Regions from separate parts of the Mus musculus genome. Here regions 1 and 3 are each linked to region 2. The links are chromatin loops, found by intact Hi-C in ENCODE. Cell type or tissue: heart. All regions are shown on one strand. Links, peaks and the distances in the headings refer to the core of each region. The heading gives the core; the rest is flanking DNA.

The links. Hi-C counts contacts between places; a loop is a spot of excess contacts. Peaks named below come from ENCODE experiments on the same cell type or tissue, not always from the same donor. Only the 100,000 strongest peaks of a DNase experiment are listed, where the experiment ranks them.
Region 1: it touches region 2 in a loop (2.1-fold over the local background); 9 of 42 quality-filtered maps call a loop at or near these places.
Region 3: a loop joins it to region 2, with 2.4 times the contacts of the local background. A loop is called at or near these places in 4 of 42 quality-filtered maps.

The regions. Positions count from the first base shown.
Region 1 is chr14:61,568,702-61,574,005 of GRCm38, forward strand. No RefSeq gene overlaps it. Among named protein-coding and RNA genes, the nearest start is that of Spryd7, 14 kb to the left of the region's middle. In heart, for the core only: a CTCF peak has its summit at 2,845 (motif pointing right); a DNase peak (open chromatin) is centred at 2,860.
Region 2 is chr14:62,328,663-62,333,966 of GRCm38, forward strand. Rnaseh2b (ribonuclease H2, subunit B) reads left to right here and starts at 3,406. Exons shown (of 11, transcript NM_026001.3): 1 at 3,406-3,514. The coding sequence starts at 3,454. It overlaps Gm41173 (a long non-coding RNA gene), which reads right to left and starts at 3,393. Exons shown (of 2, transcript XR_874686.3): 1 at 3,200-3,393; 2 at 1-1,666. In heart, for the core only: a CTCF peak has its summit at 3,374; DNase peaks (open chromatin) are centred at 3,429 and 3,699; H3K4me3 peaks cover 1,825 bases; H3K27ac peaks cover 1,785 bases.
Region 3 is chr14:62,249,941-62,255,244 of GRCm38, forward strand. No RefSeq gene overlaps it. Among named protein-coding and RNA genes, the nearest start is that of Dleu7, 40 kb to the right of the region's middle. In heart, for the core only: CTCF peaks have their summits at 2,272 (motif pointing left) and 2,474; a DNase peak (open chromatin) is centred at 2,251.

The sequences.
Region 1 (5,304 bases), core at 1,681-4,180, 760 kb before region 2:
CGCCTTTAGTCCCAGCACTTGGGAGGCAGAGGCAGGCAGATTTCTGAGTTCAAGGCCAGCCTGGTCTACAGAGTGAATTCCAGGACAGCCAGGGCTACACAGAGAAACCCTGTCTCGAAAAAAACAAAAACAGGGCTGGAGAGATGGCTCAGTGGTTATGAGCACCGACTGCTCTTCCGAAGGCCCTGGGTTCAAATCCCAGCAACCACATGGTGGCTCACAATCATCTGTAATGATAACTGAATCTCTTCTGGGTGTCTGAAGACAGCTACAGTGTACTTACATATAATAAATAAATAAATAACCTTTAAGAAAAAAACAAAAACAAAACAAAAGACCAAAACAAAACAAAAGATATCAGGACCCTTTGGGGGCTGGAAATGAGAATATGGAGACTCTTCACTGTCCTATTTTTGTATATGATTGAAATTTTGCAAAATAAAAATATGAAAATGATATGTTAATGACATCACAATGTTTAGGAGCTGTAGAGATGTAACACAAGTTGCATGTTCTAAAGGTAGAAACTGTAACTTACAGGAAGACAAGTATGTTAGTGTAAATAACTATTATTTTATGAGAGATGGTTTTATGAGAGAACATTTTTTGAATGGTTTCTAATGCAATGTTAGGAGAAATGGATTACTGGTGTTGAGGGTTTAACTTGCCTGAGGAGCAGAAAAATTGCAGAAAACACCCCGACCTGGGAGCCAGACCTGTGTGTGCAACCTGAGTGAGCAAATGGATGATGGGAGCAAAGAAGTTTCTTCTGAGAGCTGGTCAGTAGAGGCTGTGAGAGGGAGGGAGGGCTTGGCTAGAGCTGCCTGCTCATGTTTGTCTTTTCTGTCATCTGAGACACTCTGAACTTTGAGAACAACAAACAGTTTTGCTCTAGTGACTTCAGGTTATTTCTTAAGTCAGTGCTCCTACAGCTCTGTTCACCTCTAATGTAACACTAACTGTAAATTCCCCTACACGTTTACAGCTGCCCTCCAAACCCATTGAAACTTCAAAACATTTGTCATCCTCCTCTCACTCAAAAACATATCTTCTTAAAAGTTATGAAGGGGGCGGGCTGGTGAGATGGCTCAGTGGGTAAGAGCACCCGACTACTCTTCCAAAGGTCCGGAGTTCAAATCCCAGCAACCACATGGTGGCTCACAACCATCTGTAACAAGATCTGATGCCCTCTTCTGGTGTGTCTGAAGACAGCTACAGTGTACTTACATATAATAAATAAATAAATCTTTAAAAAAATATTTAAAAAAAAAAAAAGTTATGAAGGGGCTGGCTTGTGGTTCTGTGAAAGAACTCTTGCCTCACCAGCTCTAGGTTTGCTCTGTAGCACTGACAAAATGAACGGATGGATGAATGAATAAAAGTATGGGGACTTTCTGATGTCACAGTAATACCATTCGGTATCTTAGTAGGAATTGGGGTACAGATACAGGCATTTATTACAACTTGAAAATTTACACTCAAGAGTTACACACTACGGCTGGAGAGATGGCTCAGCGGTTGAGAGCACTGACTGCTCTTTCAGAGGTCCTGAGTTCAATTCCCAGAAACCACATGGTGGCTCATAACTATCTGTAATGAGATTGATGCCCTCTTCTGGTGTGTCTGAGGACAGCTACAGTGTACTTATATAATAAATAAATCTTTAAAAAAAAAAGAGTTACGCACTTAGATATATGTCAATAGAATTTTGGAAGAAATGACTAGCAACACCTGCTCTAATTGATAACACATCAACTTAATTATTCAGGGAAATCTCTGCTGATGACTATAATTTACTTTTTAATGTATAAAAATAATATGACTTGACAAATTCAGAGGGAAATTAATAGATACCATAATTCAAGAAGAGCTACATGTTGATAGATTAGATGGTGTGCATAGTTGAATCCCTTCCACGTTGCCTGTAATTTTCTGTTTGTTGGCTCTGATCTACTGTGGTCCAGACTGGCCTACGTACCCTGAGTTCCGGATCCCAGTGCAGGAATGATATGTGTGCTTGGTTGAGCCTGACTTACATTTTCAAGTTTCCATTAAAATGTTGGAAAGATACCTAGAAGTATGATGTCACTTAGATGAGCAGAAAAACACTGAGTGTTAATGTTTGAGTGTTTGGCTAGATCAGGCCCCACGTGTGTATGGTGACTCGGTTCTGTCCATACTACCATGGAGCCTCTGGTTTAACCCAGTGGCCGGTACCGCTGATTCCCTTAGTTCTATGGGAACATTGGTTCTACAGAATGAAGCTATTTGGCAGACAGAACCTTTTTTTTTTTTTTTAATCTTAAATTTAGCTTTATTGGGGGCTGGAGAGATGGCTCAGTGGTTAAGAGCACACACTGTTCTTGCAGGAGACCTGAGTTCAGTTCTAAGCATCTAGTTGGGACGTGGTATTCCTTGATTGTTTCTGGTCTTTGTATGGTGGCTCCTCAGGTAGCTAAGGAAATCTCTAATTGCTATGTTAACTACAGACAGAGGTCTAGCTCCCTGGGAAGAACAGTACTGGTATCCCTTTTCCTGTGTAAAAGAGATTAATGCCAAGTTTAAAATGCCAAGCTGACTCCAGTTGAGTCTTCATGAGCCTTTATAGCTTTGTTCTGCCAGACATCTCTCATCACTAGCCCGACCTCAAGTGGCATAATAGTTGGATTGGACGTGCCCCACCATGATATCTTTTAGGGCTGGGGAACTTTCATTTCTCTTTGTATGCTCAGCCCTAAGCCTTCTGCCTTCCTTGTTCTGGGAGTGATAAATAAATCACTGTTTGAAGGCAAAATGCAAATTTTTTTGCTCTGTAAAGCCAGGCTTCTTGTTGGCCAAGTGTGTTCACATTGCCGGCAGAGGGCGCACTTGCACTGGTGGCAGAGGACCTTCCTGAGATAGATTTTGTCAACTCCACCCGAGTCAGTTCTTGAAGATTTTACTTTTTAAATTGGAAAGATTTTGACATTCATTGGTGAGCCTTTTCATCTCACAGAGTAAATGGGGGTTTATGGAGCTGGTCCTTTAAGCTAGAAAGGATGTGGCTGGAAAAAAAAAATCAGCTGCTCTCTGAAGTGAGCTTTAGGCATGCACTCACGGTGGGAGAGGTTGCCAGCAGGAGAGAGTTCCCACCGCTGTTTCACTATATTCGAGCATTTGAATAGAAATATTTAGGACCTGTGTTCTAGCACCAGTACGCTTTTGTGTGTGAATGTCATACAATTCAATGTGTAATGTTCAGTTTCTTCTAGACCAGCAGTTCTCAACCTTCCTAACACTGGGACCCTCTTAATACAGTTCCTCATGTTATGGTGACCCAACCATAAAATTATTTCCATTACTACATCATAACAATAACTTTGCCACTGCTAGGAGTTATAAAGTAAATATCACTGGAGATAGAGGTTTGTCAAAGGAGTTGCAACTCACAGGTTGAGAACTGCTGTTTAGACAAACAGTACAGCCCACTGTATGGTTTCAAAGCATTCAAACTGCCTGGGCTACAGTTCCATTTGTCTTAAACCCTCTGTGCCTTTGTCTCCTTCCCATCTATAAAAGAGGTTAATAATTACCTGCTGCAGCGGATTAATTTCAAGGTGACATGAGTTCATCTTTGTGAAGCTGTGTTATGTGACAAGACACCCTGGGGAGCTGCAACACAAGTCTGCTCACCTCAGAGAGGGAGTTCACGACAGACAAAGTCCAACTTGGTGAACTACTTAGTTTATTGATGTTACTTACAGGAATATCAGTGAGGGGTGACTTAAAGGAGCAGAAGTGACTCAAAGACAGAATATCACTAAAGCAGCATGGGTGACAGCAGGAAGGTTGGGACCAGGCTGTGAATATATGGTATAGGGAGTGTTTGAGATTAGAGTCGCCTATGGGAAGGGGGATTCAGCCCATGAGAGGCCAACAAGAGCACACATCCTAGGACTTGGGCCACAGAGTCTGGAGGGTCAGCTCCAAGGATCTCCTAGGCAGACTGAAGTAACTCAGAGATGGGCCACAGAGGCCATGAGTTGGTCGGTATTAGAGGCCCTACTTGGGAAAAAAACACAGAAAACAAAACAAAACAAAAAAACCCAACAACAACAACAAAAAACCCAAAACTCAGCCCTTAAAGAAATGCTAGTGTAGGGCTGGAGAGATGGCTCAGAGGTTAAGGGCACTGACTGCTCTTCCAAAGGTCCTGAGTTCAAATCCCAGTAACCACATGGTGGCTCACAGCCATCCTAATGAGATCTGATGCTCTCTTGTGATTTTTTTTTTCGGTTTATCAAGACAGGGTTTCTCTGTATAGCCCTGGCTGTCCTGGAACTCACTTTGTAGACCAGGCTGGCCTAGAACTCAGAAATCTGCCTGCCTCTGCCTCCCAAGTGCTGGAACTAAAGGCGTGCGCCACCACCGCCTGGTCTCTTCTTGTGTTTGAAGATATGTACTTACATATAATAAATAAATCTTAAAAAAAAAAAAAGAAAGAAAAAAAAATGTTAGTGTCAAGAGATGAGTTGCAAGCCTTTCAGCCTGAAAAAGGAGCTAGAAACAACCAGTTAAAGAGGGTTCCTGAAAAAAAATGACCCAGAATTCTTTGGGACGCAGGAGCAGGGAGGTGAGGCTAGGACAGGTTGGAAAATCTGCCAGAGAGAGAAGGCCCTACGCCCTGACCTGGCATTCCTGGGATGTCCAGGAATCCACTGAGGGCTGTGATAAAATCTTGTTAGGACTCTGACTCCCTGGAGCCAGAATTGTGCCTCCAAGGCTACCTGGAGAGCGAACTCTGAGGTAGCTGCGGGTGCTCTGACTCCTGAGGAGGCTGCGGGTTCAACTCCTGTCGTTCTACCTGAGATCGGAGAGAACTGGACAGTAGAAGTGACTACCAGAAAGGTTCAGCCATGGAGCAAATGCATGGGAAGGCCTCGTAGCTCAGACTCAATACTGCCTTTTTCACGGTCCCAAGCAGTAAGTGGGATTCCAGGAGTCTCTGAGTGAGAACCCCAGCCCCAGGAGTCCTGAGAGAGCAGGCTTGGCCACACAACCCCATTTCCCTTGAAAGCAACGGGTGACAGTCAATTCTAATAAATGTGACCATTGGGAGGGCGAATACATGAAGTTCAGTGACCCCAAATTAGGACATTGGCAAGGTGCAGGAACTTCACCTCAAGCTGCACAGGTGCCCAGAGGAGTTTTAGATTTGAATTGAGAAGAGGGGTGGGGGCAGGAAGTGCATATATAATTAAAGAGGCCTGCTCAAGGTGTGTCCTCATAGCTCCTTGGCGGTTGGTTCAAAGAGGTTATCTCTGC
Region 2 (5,304 bases), core at 1,897-4,396:
GTGTGTGAGTGTGTTGGACGAGCCTGGGGCATGCATGTGCAAGGTTACATGTACACATGTGGAGTCCAAAGGTCAGTCAGGTGTCTTCCTTCCTCAGTCTCTGCCAGGTCTCTCGTGAACCTGGATGGAGCTCACTGTGAGAGACAGCCAGCCCCAGCGCGCCTCCTGACTTGGCTCCGCCCTCAGCTCTGGATTAAGGTGCTACCACTGCACTTGGCTTTTCCATTTCTGCTGGGGACTGGATCCAGATCGGCAATTACCAACTACTCAGCTCTCCAGCCCAGCTAGTTACTTCCTAGACAACTTAGTTGATCATTGTTAAAGTTTAGGGACTAACATTTCCGTCATAAATACAGGGGCAACCTTTCACAATTTAAATAGTGTATCCTTTTAAAATCTTCACAGCTACAAAACAGAATAAATTTCATTTGTAACAAATCATAGAACCTGGATATAATCATAATAAGAAGTAAGCAAGGCTGATTTGCCTTGGCTAGAAATTTGAGGAAGACATCTAAAACAACTACAACAAACACGTATTGTTTTTATGCTTAAAGTAGAGAAATCACAAGTGTTTAAAAAATAAGCTTTATGCAGGGAGATGGCACAGGGAGATGGCACAATGGATAAATCGCTTATCATACAAGTATGAGGACCAGAGTTCTGATTCTCAGAACTCTTGTAAAAAGATAAGCTGTCACAGCAGCCACCTGTCATGTCAGCACTCTGGAGGCAAAGAGAAGGGCTCCTCAGAGCAAGCTGTCCAGCTAGAGTAGCTGGAGTCAGTGAGTCTGGGGCTCAGTAAGAGCTTACCAAGTAAATAAACTGCAGAGCAGCTGAGAAATATACCTGATGCCAACTTTGGGTCTCTACCTATAAACACGCATAAGTACATGCTCACCTCTACACATATGTACTCCCACATGAACACACACACAAACCACAAATGTGTGAAAAATCATTCTCTTACTACATGAATTACATGAAGAGAGATAAGGGATGTGGGTCTTTACTCATCAATAGGAGTCACGGGACTCTTAACAAGAGACTGACCCATGACTTGCAGAAGTTTCACCATTTTCACGTTAAATGCCATTTCCTAGTTTTGTTATTGAGCAAAATGCTGGCCAAAAGACTCACAGTATTAAAGTTCACTGGCCTTTAGCATGTGCCCATGCCACAGCACATTGTGGGGGTCAAAGGGCAACTTTCAGGAGTCAGATCATTTCTGCTCCATCATTTGGGTGGTTATTGAACTCAGAGGAACCTCAAAGTAATAAAATTGATGCTATGATGTATTAATAATAAACTGGCTTAGGAAACACCAAGGTACACAGAGTAGAATTTAGCTAAAGGAACTCTGCCTCGTGCCTGGGAGAGAAGTGCCCTAACGAGGCTTGTGAGGAACTGTGGAAGAAAACTCTGTACCACAGTAGACGTTTAGGATTACTGAGAACGTTTCTGCTAATTCTTGGTCACCAAGACTGATTTCCAGTTAAGCTCTAGTCCCATAACAAGGCTTACAACTAGCCATTAGGCATATCCCCATATCAAGAACATGCCTCCGAGGGGTGGCTCAAGGGAGTAGCACAGGGTCACAACCATCATTAAGTCCTGGTCTGTCCTCAAGTTCTCTGTGCTCTCAACAGGAAACGTGTAATTCTGCCTGGTGGACAAGAACAAAAGGAACACTAGTGTACTTAAATAGTTCAGGCAATATCTTTGCTGAGTAAATCTCCCATTTGCCCAAGCAAGGGACCAGACCTGCCGTCTCTTGTGTCTGTTTAAACTTTCCAAAGTGTAACCTGGGGCTGGAGCCTGAAAGATTTATGTGAAATGCATAAGCCTAAAATGTAAGCTAACAACATCTTCTCTATAAGGCCTCCTCCCTGAGCATTAGACACACACACACACACACACACACACACACTATCATTAAAAACCATTTCCATTATTAATCCCTCAGTGTGCAGTGATTTCTCTGTGGCTGGGCATGGGAATCCTGTTAATCCTCTGTGTACTGAACCACCTTGATGGTCCAATTGAGTCAAAATTCTTAATTCTCAGCCAGCATGAAACGCAAAGCCAGTCCTAGGGGGACCCCTTTCCCTCCAGAGTCCTCTTCTGTCTTTGTATCCTGACTCATCTTCCTGACTCTTATCCACAGCCAGGGGAGACTAGCACAGGAATAGAGCTGTACTGGGTAAAGCAGTTCTCACTGTGGCCAAGTGCTGGGACAGTTGCTGCACAAATGACACTGATCTTGCTTTTGTCTGAGAGAATCACGAAATGTCCCTGCGTGGCCTTATTTTTTCGTGGTCTTACAATGGTCTGGTCAGAGGTGGGTATTATATATATATTTTTTTTAATTAGGTATTTTCTTCATTTACATTTCAAGTGCTATCCCAAAAGTCCCCCATACCACCCCCCCCTACCCACTCACTCCCACTTCTTGGCCCTGGTGTTCCCCTGTACTGAGGCATATAAAGTTTACAAGACCAAGGGGCCTCTCTTCCCAATGATGGCCGACTAGGCCATCTTCTGCTACATATGCAGCTAGAGACATGAGCTCTGGGGGTACTGGTTAGTTCATATTGTTGTTCAGAGGTGGGTATTTTTAAGGGCTTCATGCCTCAGGAGGGAATCTCAGCCTATGTTTTAAGATCCAGACCAACTTCTGGTTGCTCTATGTAATTTCTCAAAAGCTTTGACCACCTTTATAACTCAGACCTCCACATTTATGTTGCCTGTGTCTCACATTGCTCCCTCTACAAAAACAAAATACAAAGTGCCACTAGACTGGATAACAAAAGACATAAAGTGCATAGTCTGCCTAGAAAGAACACTTCAGAACAAGCTTCCTGATCGGCAGCTGGCCCTTTGAGAGAATCCCCTCTCCACCTCCCTAGTCAGGGCTTAATTGTTTTCTCTATAGCCCCGAGGTGAGCCCTAGGCAACAAGACACCACTTTTGCTCACAACCATTCTAGCACTTGGGAGGTTCCTGATCCAGTATTCAAAGCCAGCCAGGGCGGCATACTTTGAAGGTCAGTCCCCGCTGGGTGGTGGACCTTGTGTCAAAACCAAACCACACCCAAACTAAGTCTCGTTAATACTCTAAAGATTTATCCTAAATAACAAATTCGTATGTTGAACTCCAAATTATAAGCATAATTTGGGTTGTATCTTTAAAAAATTACCTTAACTATCAAATTGGCCCACAGCCAATTTGAAGGCTGCTCGCCCGCATTAGGAACCTCAATGTATGAAATACACGCACGAGCAGCGCCCGTAGAATGAGAGTGAGAAAAACGAGGAGCTCCACACCCTCCACTGACAGCAGGGCCCGCGCAGATTTCAAAAAAGGAAGCCGAGCGGGCGGGCCCGGAAATGGAGGCAGGCTGGTGGCCCCGGTTGGCGGGCCCCTCGGCGCCACTTCCGGCAGGGCGCGACCATGGCCGGAGGTCGGGACCGCGGGGACTTGGCGGCCAGGCAGCTAGTGTTCCTACTTCCAGGTAAACGCGGGAGGCGCGTGGGCCTAGGTCGCTGGTGGCGGCAGCGGCAGCGCGGGTTTTTTTTTTTTCCCAGGCCAGCACCGGTCCGCAAGGTCCTAGCGAGCGCGGACCCGGATTCGGTGCCCCGCGCTTTGCTAAGCATCCTGGTCACGTGTCACAACACGCGGGAAAACTCCAAACCCGGAAGCGACGGCAGCGTTTGCGCGGATTCCCTGGGGCGGGTCCAGCCACTCGGCCTGCGGCGGGCAGCGGGGGTCCCGGGACTCTGCTGTCCCCTGGGAGTTACTGGATCTCTGTAGCTCAGCGTCTAGAATCTTACCAGCTCCAAACCAGAGGTCGCAGTAGTCCCATGCTGAGCCGCTCTGCTGCTCTGGAAAGGCAAGGGTGGCCAGGCATAAGGGAGCCTGGATGGGGTTTATGTGAGCGTGGTTTGAAACAATTCCAGGACATGGTGACAGTCAAAAATCCCAGAACCAGGCCACTCAGTGTCCCTGTAGATGATGACCAGCTATCAGGGCATGTGGTGGCATGCGACAGCCATTGCCATATGAGGAGGGCAAGTGAAATAAATTTGGGTTAGGGAATGCAAGCCAGAAACACTCTGTCATTTTACAATGATACATTTGATGTTAGAATACGCGTGAAGAAGGAAACTTCCCAGTCACTTTAATTTTGAGTTTTAGTTTAGCAAATGCAGAGCATTTTTACAGCAAATATATTTCACCAGGGTATAGATATCCAGTGATGATAATTTTTATAATCTTTATGTAACGACCTGACACTTACTTTGGATACACAGCTTCTCTCCTGTGTAAAAAGTTAAACACATTCAAGTGTATGGATTTTGGGTTTGCAGCTCACTCAACTGAACCCTGTATGCTGCTGACCAAGAAGAGTAGCTTTCCAGCTAGCAGCTCATACACCCGTCTTCTAGAGAACCCCAGGCTTTCTGTCATCAAATTAGTTTTGCCTGCTTGGACCCCTGTGACTTTTGTATCTGTCTTCCTTCCCTCCGTACCACGTCTGCCAGATCCATCCATGGCTGTTCCATGGGTTTTGTTGGCTGGTTCTTAAAAATTGCTTCTGGTTTGCTGTATGCATATCAATGCTACTACTCTCCGGAGGATGGATGGCATTAGGTGTTCCTCCTGGTTTGCACCTAGTAGGAGTTACACCTCTGGCAGCATTCTTTTGAGGCTGTTGGTGGACATTGGCATTCATTTCTTCGGAGTGTCTGTATCCTGGAGTGGAAGCTGCTTTTGGGTGCTTGTTGGGTTAGCTTTAGTTCTGCAGAATGGTTTTCTGAAGTGGTTGATACGGCTTCGTCCTGACTCCAGCTGCCTATGATGAGTCCAGTTAAGCCGTAACCTCACTGATAGTGCTTGGTAAAGCAGCTAGTGAGAATTCCTGGTGTTGGTGAGCCATCAGAAGGCTAGCTGAACACCTTAGTTTAGCTGGGAGAGGGGAGAGCCTCCTTTCACCCTTCTGTTACATCAGTATATTTGATTTTTGTAGTAGGATCCCTAATCATTCTTTTTGCAATCAAACATGTTAATACTATATAGTAGTTTGCAATAATTTGAGGGGTTTTGTTTTGTTTTGTTGGCTGTTTCACTGACATTAATTTCCTTCTTAAAGTGTGTCATAATCGTACCAAGCACAAAACTGAAAAGACTCGATGTTGAATGCATCCCTCAAAGAGAAAGGTGTAGTAGATCTACTGGGAGGGAGGGGTGAGACGCATTGCCACCTGGTTTCTGTTCAAAGCTGAGGTGTCTGTCCTCTCACCT
Region 3 (5,304 bases), core at 1,004-3,503, 80 kb before region 2:
GTGTGCAGCTTATCAACATGTCAAGAGCTCTGAGAGTCAGTAAGAGTAGTTTGGGTGTCTGTTGTTTTGTCTTTGGGGGTTGTTTTAGGTTTAGTTTAGGTTTTTGGTTTTTTCCTGAAGGAGACAGAATGACAGGGGGACAATGAAGGCTCCAGACACAAGGTGTCATTTGGGCCAGGTTTGAAGAATAAATCATGTTTCACCAAGTGGGGAGGATGTCTACCTGGGGTTGACACATTGTGGGGAGTGCACGGGGGAAGTGTGGTGTATGGAAAGTAGAAAGCGTAACAGCACAGGACAGAAGCTAGTGGCATGAAAAGGACAGAGAGGTGGCATCTGGTAGTCACAGCAGGTGGCACTCAGACCCAAGAGCACCATGAAGAGTGCTTAGCCTGTATGACTGCGTGTAAAAAGAAGTTTAAAAACCTTCAAAAGTGTTCAAGGGAAAACTTGAAACCAAGAAAGCACTCCTCTTGCTGTTGGAAAGTTTCCTTGCTTTCAAAAGAGATTAGGAAAAAATGAGGAAAAACAAACAAACAAACAAACAAACCAACCAACCAAAGAGATTAGACACTCTGGACTATGGGTCCCTTCCCATTACGTGTAATTTTAATGTACTAATTGCAACCTACTCTTCTTAAACTGTCCTTGGGTGAAGAAAGGGCATTGAGCATGAAGAACATAGCCACTAGCAGAATCTTTCAAGCAGGGCAAACACACTGTGCATCTCCTGCAAACGAAGCGCTTCAGCAGTGGACAGTAAAGCAGCCAGGCTGAATAAACCACCCAGAGCCTTAAGCGTTTAGTTTGGAAAACACTCCACTCGGTTCTTTGTACTCTCACATCCTTGCATTATGGAAAGTGGGCGTGTGGTTCTTGAGGAGGTGAGGAGAGAGCCATCAATGGTATTGATAACTCTTTGTTTCCTACTGCCTGAGATTCTCCTAATAACCTGATAGATAATTCTGCAGCAAGCAGCCTGGGGCCCTGCAACTCCCTACCTGTGTGAGGTTAGCAGGGAAAAGGCTTAGGAAATGATTGCTAGCAAGCTAAACCGTGGGGGTGACTCAATTTAACATGAATGTTTGGGGAGGCACTACAACTTTCTAGAAATAAGAATTCTGTATTAGGGAGGGTTCTCTAGAGAAACAATAAGATACAATTGATCAAATAAGATAGATAGATAGATAGATAGATAGATAGATAGATAGATAGATAGATAGATAGATATGGGATTTGTTAGAGTGACTTATAGGCTGGGGTCTGGCTGTTCCAACAATGGTTGTCTCCTAAGAGAAAGCCCAAGAGTCCAATGGTTGTTCTGTCCATGAGGCGGGACGGCACAGATGGTCTTTAATATCCACCAGAACACTGAAGAAGTAGGTTCTAATGCCAGTGAAGGGTTGAACTTGCCAGCAAAAGTGAGAGCAAGGATGCAAACAACAAGAACTTTCTTCTTCCAAGTCCTCTGTACAGGCTACCAGCAGAAGGTGTGGCCCAGATTTAAGGTTGGGTCCTCCCACTTCGAATGATCCAATCAAATACATCCTTCACCTAGTAGCTTGAGTTTGGGTTAATTACAGATGTAGTCAAGTTGGCAACCAAGAGAAACCATCAAATATTTGTTCCCTGAGATACATATCACTTGCAAGAAGACCCTTTTACCCTTGCTTTTTAAAATTCCCATCCCTGGGCCAGCCAGATGGCTCTGTGGGTAAAGGTGCTTGTCACTAAGCCTCATGATTTGCATCCAACCCCTCTCAACTCCTTCAGCTCACAGGAGGGAAAGTAAGCACTTATTGCTGTCTTTTGACTTCCACACTCAGGCACATGTACATGTGCGTGTATACACACACACACACATACACACACACACACCACTAAATAAATAGGTAGGTAGGTAAGTAGGTAAAAGATAGTTATTTGGATAGATAGATAGATAGATAGATAGATAGATAGATAGATAGATAGATAGATAGATAGAAAACAAATATTAAAACCCCACAGCTAACGAGATCAGCTTGTTCAGCAGAGACCAGGTAGCCCCCACTTTATACAGCATCTTTTCCCCATCCATCCACCTGCTCCCACTCCCAATCTTACATCATTCCAGCATGTCAACCTTCAGCATTGTGTCTATAAGCCTGTATTTTCCAACTTTGTGTAGCCCTTTTCTGTCTTGTTTTATGGGGAAGGAGATAGAAGGCTGTGTGCTGCCCTGCTGACATGATTAGTTCAAATGAGATCGGTGACTCAACACTGCCCTCTTCTGGTTGGTACGGAAACATCTCATCCCTTTTACTCGACTTCAGCCATATAAGGTGGGCAGAGTCCACAGAGCAGGGTTGGGGTGGGGGTGGGATTAATCAATGCACTGTGGATTGAAATTTAGAATGACTATTAATCCATCTCCCAGTGGATGCATATGTAGTTTCTGGAAAACTCTGATCGAGCATTAAATTCTGATACCTTCTTGTAATGGTTCAGACTTCATGTGGCTTCATTGTCCTTACAGCAATTTTGGAAGCACAAGGTTGAATTCACAGTGATCCAAGAAGTATAGATCCTTCCGTTCCTCCAGTGGTGGCTACTCAACTTCCAACTGATTTACAGTTACTTTTTAAATCTTGAATTCCAAGATTTAATGAAGTTGCCATTGCAACTTCATTTTCAACTAGTATGTTAATAATTGCACCTCCAAGCCAAGCTTGTAGTAGTTAGTGTCTTGACTGTCAGTCAATAGACAGACAAGTAAGGCCTAGTGTGACCAGAGCCCCTGGGGACCCACTGTGAGGGGCAGTCGGGATTGGGAACCAGCGAGGGTTTCCCGGAGAGGTTCAGGGCAAGGTCAGCAAAGAAGATTGTACACACACACACACACACACACACACACACACACACACACACACACTGTAATCTCAACACTCAGAAGCCTGAGACAGGAGGATGGCCAGCCTCTGCCACAGGGCAAAACTCTGAAGAGAAAACAAGCAAGCAATACTCAAGAACAACTAGCACAGCTTATCACTGGAAAGCATTCTCCATTTTGGTCCGCTAGACACAGAACATCAGAGACAATTAAGAGGGGCTGATGGGGCAATTAAGCAGATGCTAGAGCTGTGAGGAAAACTCAGGCCCAAACCAACTCTCAGATGTCAAACCCTTGATCTGAGTGAAGTGTTTGTGTTTGGGAAAGGACGTCATTTATGTCAATGGCTGAGCTGTTATTTTACACAGAAGATAATACCGGGATTTGCTGTGTTTTTTTTCTTAAATTAAATAAAATAATCGCAATATATGTGTTTGCTTCTCCAACACCTTTTAAAATATATTTAAATGTTTTAACTTCTGAATAGGTAATACATATTTGAGTACTAACTGTAAAAAAATGAAGGGTTTACACAACTCCAAGTTACAAATTACAAATGGGTCCTTCCAGGTGTATTTGATATATGTGTGTGTGTGTGTGTGTGTGTATGTACATGTAATTTTGCATTTTATTTACCTATTTCTTGTTCATTTCCCCCTATAACAATATAATGTACATCTTTCATCTTGTGACCTCAAATATTTCCCCATTCACTTTTGTTTCATAGTGACCTTGTCCTGTATGTGCTGTGAAATCTATTTGACCTGTCCTCTATTGATAATATTAAGCAGTATTTATTTAATAAATAACAACTCAGTAATTTGTTGATAACGTAAACCATTTGCAAGCATATCATAAGAAAATTTCTAGACTTGGAAGTACTAGGTAAGAGATGTGTTCACTGGTCACCTGGATAGATACTGACACCCACTGAGCTACATCCCAGACACCAGCAGATAAGATGACCCCCACCCCCACCCTGTAACCCCTGGGCTCAGCTTATTATAAAATGGATTGGTCTCTGTCAATCTGCAGTGAAATTATTTTCTACTAGATTAACGTGAAACTCTCACTTTTAGTGAATACTAGACATTTTTCCTTGTTATTAGATTGTTAGATTTTTCCCTACAGATTTCTATATTTGGATATTTGAATATTTTATATTAATATGTGGCTGGCACAAGTTATGATTTACAATAAATATAAACGGCATACTGGATTTCTTATACAAACAATGGAAATAGTTCAGTTGTGGTATTGCATATCACTTGTTGATCGGAAAATAGATCTGTTTAGCAAAACACAAAATATTATTCAAATGAATTTCACCTTATTACCCCTTAACCTGACTACAGTGCTAGAGAATTTGTAGAGTGACAACTGTTTTGCAGTTATCTTTACTGGGTAGCACAGTTTCAACCACAAGTTTCAATTCTTTGTCAACTTTGTTAAATTGTTTTATATTTATAATTTCGAATAATATTCCTAAGAAGTTTTACCCTGATGTTTAGGTTTGCTTCTCAAGGAAGACCAACTGCTGACATCTACTTCGTTCTGAGTGTATCATTCAGTTACATGTAACGTCACGTGACCCCTTTTAATTTCCTGTGTATTCATTCTACTTCTGTCTCCCCAATGCTGCTTTTTATTCAGTCAGCCTTGCTTCTGGCAAAGCCCCACCCACTGTGTTGTTTATGGCCAAGTCCCGCCCACTGTGTTGTTTCCTTCAGGCAAAGCCCCGCCCACTACGTTGTTTATGACCAAGTCCCGCCCACTGTGTTAAGTTCCTTCTAATAAAACCCCGCCTGCCTTTAGCCTTCATCAGTCACTCTAGATGTTTTCCCTTTGTCTCCCTGAGCTTTGCTGTCACGGGGCTGTTTCCTATGAAGTGGCCTCTAGGCTGTCTCACCCATTTTATTTAAACCAGGGAATGCATTGGTTCACAATTGTAACCTACCTCATGAGACATCTTTCTAGTAACCAACTGTTTCTTGATCACAGTTTCCCCTGATGACACTCTCCTTTAGCGTCTCTGTGTAGAGCCTACAGGTCCTTCTAGCTAACTCACTGTAAGGTACAGCTTTGCAGAATCAGCCCCACTCCCCAAGATCATAATAGAATTATATTATTCCCACTTCCCTGTCCTCTCTCCAGACACCCTCCCATGTACCCCCCAACCCCTGCATGCTCTTTTAAGTTCATGGCCTCTCTTTCTTTAAAGTTACACGAACCCGTTGTTTTTTAAAAGGCTTCTATGATAGAGAAGCTTCCGTCATGCTCCCCCTGGCAGACATTTTTCTCATAAAGGGGTAGAGTGATTATTCTGCCTTCTGTTTTTCTATAGCCAAATGGCCTCAGAAACTCTGGGACAGTCACAGAGCAGAAGAGCTCGCTGCCCTCTGCTACACTACAGCCAATTTCACCTTACCTCATTT